Regions from separate parts of the Homo sapiens genome. Here region 2 is linked to region 1. A link is a loop called in an ENCODE intact Hi-C map of the cell type or tissue named here. Cell type or tissue: transverse colon. All regions are shown on one strand. Each heading gives the region's core, and the rest is flanking DNA. Links, peaks and the distances in the headings are about the cores only. Region 1 has its middle 130 kb from the start of IL20RB-AS1. Region 2 has its middle 63 kb from the start of CLDN18.

What was found. Peaks named below come from ENCODE experiments on the same cell type or tissue, not always from the same donor. Only the 100,000 strongest peaks of a DNase experiment are listed, where the experiment ranks them.
Region 2: it touches region 1 in a loop (3-fold over the local background); 77 of 110 quality-filtered maps call a loop at or near these places.

Annotation. Positions count from the first base shown.
Region 1 is chr3:137,109,181-137,112,101 of GRCh38, reverse strand. No RefSeq gene overlaps it. Among named protein-coding and RNA genes, the nearest start is that of IL20RB-AS1, 130 kb to the right of the region's middle. In transverse colon, for the core only: a CTCF peak has its summit at 1,530; no DNase peak of the experiment used is centred there; H3K27me3 peaks cover 922 bases.
Region 2 is chr3:137,945,483-137,948,403 of GRCh38, reverse strand. No RefSeq gene overlaps it. Among named protein-coding and RNA genes, the nearest start is that of CLDN18, 63 kb to the left of the region's middle. RefSeq lists an enhancer at 1,703-2,204. In transverse colon, for the core only: a CTCF peak has its summit at 1,825 (motif pointing right); a DNase peak (open chromatin) is centred at 1,893.

The DNA of each region.
Region 1 (2,921 bases), core at 154-2,653:
CTCCCACCGCCACATCTTGCCGAACTGGACGGTCTGCTGGGGCAATGACATGCATGGAGCTGTCATCTCCTATGATAACAATGCCTTCTTCTGGATGCCTCCTGAAGGACCTGCCTGAGGCTGTTTTACAGTTAACTTTTTTTAATAAGTAAAAAGAATACACTCTAAAGTAATGATAAATAGTACAACAAATATATAAACCAGTAACATAGTCGTTTATTATCATTACCAAGTATTGTGTACTATACAGAATTACATGTGCTAGACGTTTATACAACTGGCAGCATAGTCGACTTATTTACAACAGGAACACCACAAACACGTGAGTAATGCATTGTGCTACTACAATAGCTACAACATCATCACAACAGCGACAATGTCACTAGGCAGCAGGAATTTTTCAGCTCTATTATAATCTTATGGGGCCACATGGTATATGCAGTCCATTGTTGACCAAAATGTCGTTGTGGGGCACACGACTGTAGAGAGAAATAAAAGAAAAAAAAAAAAACATTAGAAGCCTAAATAAGCTCCTGTAGTGGAAGGAAGTAAAGCAGGATTGTTTCTGCCCGGCTGTGGAGAGGGAAGGACACCCACCTCCACCCTGAGACAGCAGCGGGCTCCTTTACCTGTGGAGCCAAGTCCTGCATGGAATTGGTTATACGAGTGGAAAGAGCAGCCTATAATGTGGATTAACACAGTAACTCACTCACCCACCTATTGTCTGAAAGTGAAGGGTTATACAGTTGGGAGCAAAACAAAACAGAGGTTCACCCATCAGTGGAAGTCTCTCCCTCTCTTATTTTAGAAGTAGACAGCAATATCAGGGAAAATACAAAAGGGATAGGTTTTGAAGGCCAAGTTGAAGATCAGAAAGAAAATGCAGTAAGGCAGCTATTGCAAGCAAGCTCATTGAGGTAATGTATTTATAGGAGTATAAAAGCTGCTGGAGGATTTTCACTCCAAGCCCCTCCATGCAGAAAGCCTAGTCGGGGAGTTGAGCACATCTGGAGACTCTGAGCCCTGAGAAAAGCCCAGTGACCATCTGGGCCTCAGCAGTCCATCACATCTTCAAAAACCAGATGAACCACCACAGAAGCCTAAGCTGGATTTCTCAGGCTTTATCTATTTATCACCTGCCTAAGGAGCAGTTTTAGGCATTTTTCCCTAACTTCTACCCCATTTGATTTTAAAACAAAAGATATACCATATATCCATTTAGGTAATGTCTGAGTATCTCCACTCTATCCATAAGAGGAGTTAGATTTTGCCTCCCAAGAACCAATTTTCATCCCCCCTGGAGTAAATTCTGACCTTTGAGGATGCATGGCCTAACCCCACTCACTAACTCTCTTTTCCTCCATCTTGCCTCAGATGGTATTTCTTATAAACACAATCAATAGATAAAATTAAATTATATTTTATAGAACAAGTGGAAAAACCGGATTAGCTGGGAATAGATGTATTATGCTGATATCTCTGAGTCCTAACAGCTGCAGTGCTTAATGGAGCTCACACACATCTAGTGGCAGGTAACAGAATTGCAGGAGTTCAAGTGAAAAGGAGAAATCAGCTCTAAGGTGGTTTTAGTGATTTTTTTCTTCATCACGAAAATCTCACACATACACATCTCTCTCCACCTTGAAGAGCACTTCTTTTTTTTATTATTTTTTGTGACTGGGTCTCGCTGTGTCACCCAGGCTGGAGTGCAGTGGCATGATCATGGCTCACTGCCTCGAATTCCCGGGCTCAAACTATCCTCCCACCTCAGCCTCCTGAATAGCTGGGACTACAGGTGTGCACCACCAAGCTCGGCTAATTTTTTATTTTTTGCAGAGATGGAGTCTCCCTATGTTGCCCAGGCTGGTCTCAAAACTCCTGGGTTCCTTCTGCCTTGGCCTCCCAAAGTGCTGTGATTATGGGCATGAGCCACCACACCCAGCCAAGATCACTTTTAGAATCTGTATTCCACATAGCCCTAGCAGCCAAGAAGAGTTTGTCACAATTTCTAGCCCACAGTTAGAATGGTGGAATAAAAATGTTTTATTTCTATAGAATTTTCTAAATTCAAACCATAATGTAAAATTAAATGAGATTTTTGGGGGAGCCATGTTGTGTCAAAATCCTGAAACAATATCTTAAAGGTGGAGACAGCGTACCCATTTGAAAATCACTCTTCCAGAAAAATTGAGTTAACAAGTTTATGAACCAAACCTCTCAAAGTTAGCTTGAAAACAACAGGTTAAAGCGTACTAACCAGCCCAAAGCAGCCAGTTGCTTGAGTCAGGTGAATCTTTTCAAATTGGCTTACATTATAATAATAGTTGTAATCAGGGTAATAGTAATTCCAGTAACCTATAAAGTAAGTACTGTCATTGTCTCCACTTCACAGGTGCATAAAATGAGCCTTGTGGTGGTCATACCTTGTCCAAGCCGACAGGGCTGATAAAAGTGGTAGAGCTCCAGTTAAAATCCAGCTCTGCCTAACCACAAAGCCCACGTTTTAACAGCAGCACAATCCCTCTGCTTGTGTAAACAAAGCTTTGGTTGAAGATAGGAGTGTTACATGACAAGTAGAAATATTTCTGCCCAAATAGAAGTGGTGTCACTCAACTTGGTGGGATTTTGAAAAATTTGGGCAACAGCTCCATCCTTCTAAAGCCAAGCAGGTTGGAAAAGTCACTGTGAAGATTTGTTTTCAAATTTGAGACCCACTCCAAGAGGGTATGCTTGGAGTTCAGCAGACAATGAAAAATCATCCCTAGCTCTACCCACTAACAATTGGTGCATAGAATTCCTGCTCTCTATCAACCTCCCAGCTCCAGCCAGCTAAAAGGGCTCTCTGCTTTGCATGCGACTGCACAGAAGCAATTTATTTTCTCATTGGAAATGGTGATGCCGAGAGAGCAGAGCCGTGTCAC
Region 2 (2,921 bases), core at 321-2,820, 840 kb before region 1:
AGCCAGCCCAGGAATTCCTCTTCATCTGACCTGGTGTGGATGTCTGTGAGGTTGGAGCTCTCTGACAGTGGTGCCTCTCATCAGAGGCTGCTTGATTCCCTGTCCCATCTCTACTTCTCCACCAGCTATGCTTTCTACAAATGCATGTGTCTCCTCTGGATGGGACACTGCTTCTCAGGCTTGTTGTTGGCCATCAGTGCCAGGCTCAGAGTAGATGCAGCATTGACAAGGGGAATATGTGAGTCAGCAGAGCCCAGTAAGCAGCCTATAAACCAAGCTGGTGCCCTCAGGGTTTCCAAAGGTGTAGCTGAGCTGCTATCAAGAGTCCTGTCAAATTGGGAAGAACATGCTGACAACTTGTTTTAACATAAGTACGTGCTCTGCATTGGGTCTTTCCCATGTTCTTCATTTGTGCCATAGAAATTCCTTCTTTCACCTTTAAACAACTTCAAAAATATTCCTAATATAAATGCATAGCTTTTCTTAAAATCCTGACAATTTGGCTGGGCACAGTGTTTCATGCCTGTAATCCCAGCACTTTGGGAGGCTGAGGTGGGTGGATCACAAGGTCAGGAGTTCAAGACCAGCCTGGCCAATATGGTGAAATTCTGTCTCTACTAAAAAAAATACAAAAACTAGCCAGGTGTGGTGCTGCACGCCTGTAGTCCCAGCTACTCGGGAGGCTGAGGCAGAAGAATCACTTGAACCCGGGAGGCAGAGGTTGCAGTGAGCCGAGACTGCGCCACTGCACTCCAGCCTGGGTGACAAAGCAAGACTCCATCTCAAAAAAAAAAAAAAAAGAAAAAAAATCCTGATAATTTTATAAAAACATTACTGCATTTATTGACTGTCTACACTTGCCAACTCCTTTACACACTATCTCACTGAATCCTCACAAACCCAGGTGAGACAGTGCTTCTCTCAGCTTACAGATGAAGAAACAGAAGCACAGAGGATTAAGTAAGTTGCTCAAAATCACACAGTTAGAAATTGAGGTGCAGAAAAGTCAAGAAATGTGCCCAAGGTCATGTAACTCTTAAATGCTATCATGGGGGCCTGAACCGAGGCCACTTCCACTCACACTTCATTGGCTCACTGGAATCACGTGGTGATGCCTGACTTCAAGAGGGGAGTGAATGCAATTCTGCTATGAGCCTGGGCAGTTTCCTTATAGTAAAGAGGTTATGGTAATCATTACATCTATTTCATAGGAGTGTCATAAGAATTCAATGAGTGATTGCATATTAAATGCTTGGCACAGAGTTAAGTCCTTATTAAATATCAGCTGTTAATATTCTCCCTATGGGATGAGCAATTTGACATATGCAACTGTGTGGATTTATTTTCCTTCTGCATAAAGTTGACTAAATGTCTCCTAAATATTAGACCATGTGCAAGGTGGTTAGGGCTATGAAAATGGACAACAAAGGAGCCACTGTATAGCAAGGATAAGTTGAAAGCTGTTTTAGTTCTGATTCCCAATCTTGGTACATGCTAAGATATACCAGAGAGGATTCTGAAATCTTACAAAGAACATAGAGTTTGCCTACCAGTTTTGGCTTATTTTATGTCACTGACACCTTTAAGGTATTGCCAAGTTTGTGATGGTAGTTGTGAGATTTATTTATTCTCTGTTTTAAATTAGACATTTATCCCACAGTTCACCTAATGTTTGCATTTTTCTTAGTTTGCCCTTCCCTGTGGCATCCTAATAGGATGTGACAATACAGCTCGCCTGTTACATGGTTGAGTTCTGAAGATTGCATTTCATGTTTCCAGGAAGCCTTCAGGCCCCGGGGCTACTTTCTTGGAGGAAATCAAATCATCTTATGACCACTAGAGGGCAGTAGCAACTTACGGATGCAATAGGACAAACAATCCCCCCTTCGCCCCGCCCCCGCAAAGGTAAGTTGCAGATGATCGGCTAAAACTGGCACTCATTTAACAGATGAGGAAACTGAGTCTCAGGGAGGGCAAATTGTTTTTTCAAGATCACACAAAAGATGAGTGGTAGGTTTGCATCTGGAAGCTGATTCAAAGTTTGAAACTTAATTACAAATGCTACCGTAAAACAGAAAATCAAATTTAGGCATCAGAACTTAAAGAATTTGTAGTAGATGAAAAATAGTCATATCGCTGGCAAAAAAGGAAAAAAAAAAGAAACAAACAAAAGAGAAAAAAGAAAGTGAAGACTAAATATTTTGCTTATTCTCATGCGTGCCTAGAAAGGACATCCTGGGACTCCACCACTGGTGAAGAAAATCTTAACAATCTAGGGGAAGAGGCTGTTACCAGAGCAGCATCTGAAAGCCAGGACATTGCAAGCGAAAGGTGGCTTCTGGAGGGGAGACTTGGTAGGGAGTCATCCTAGTAGTTATAGGTTATCACAGGCCTAGAATGATCAGGGATAAAGGAACCCACACCTACATTCCAGGCTGGCATCCCTGGACATTCAAGAAAGGTTCAAGTTAATGCCCCAGCCAAAGCTCTGACCATCTTAGTGCTATGATGAGAATATGATTTTAAGGCAATATCGTTTTAGCTAGAGATCCAATACAGTCATTGTATAACATAGCTGAGTCTCCTCCAAAGTGGACAATTTTTCCCTATGAGCAACCTACACCTGGGAAATGCTTAGCCAGGATCCATCTGTATCAATTAGAATTAGATCTGGCTATTAAAAAACAGAGACCCAAGGCCTGGTGTGGTGGCTCACGCCTGTAATCCCGGCACTTTGGGGGCTGAAGTGGGCGGATCACCTGAGGTCAGAAGTTTGAGATCAGCCTGCCAACATGGTGAAAACCCCTGTATCTAATAAAAATATAAAAATTAGCCGGGTGTGGTGGCAGGCACCTGTAATCCCAGCTACTTGGGAGGCTGAGGCAGGAGAATCATTTGAACCCAGGAGGCAGAGGTTGCAG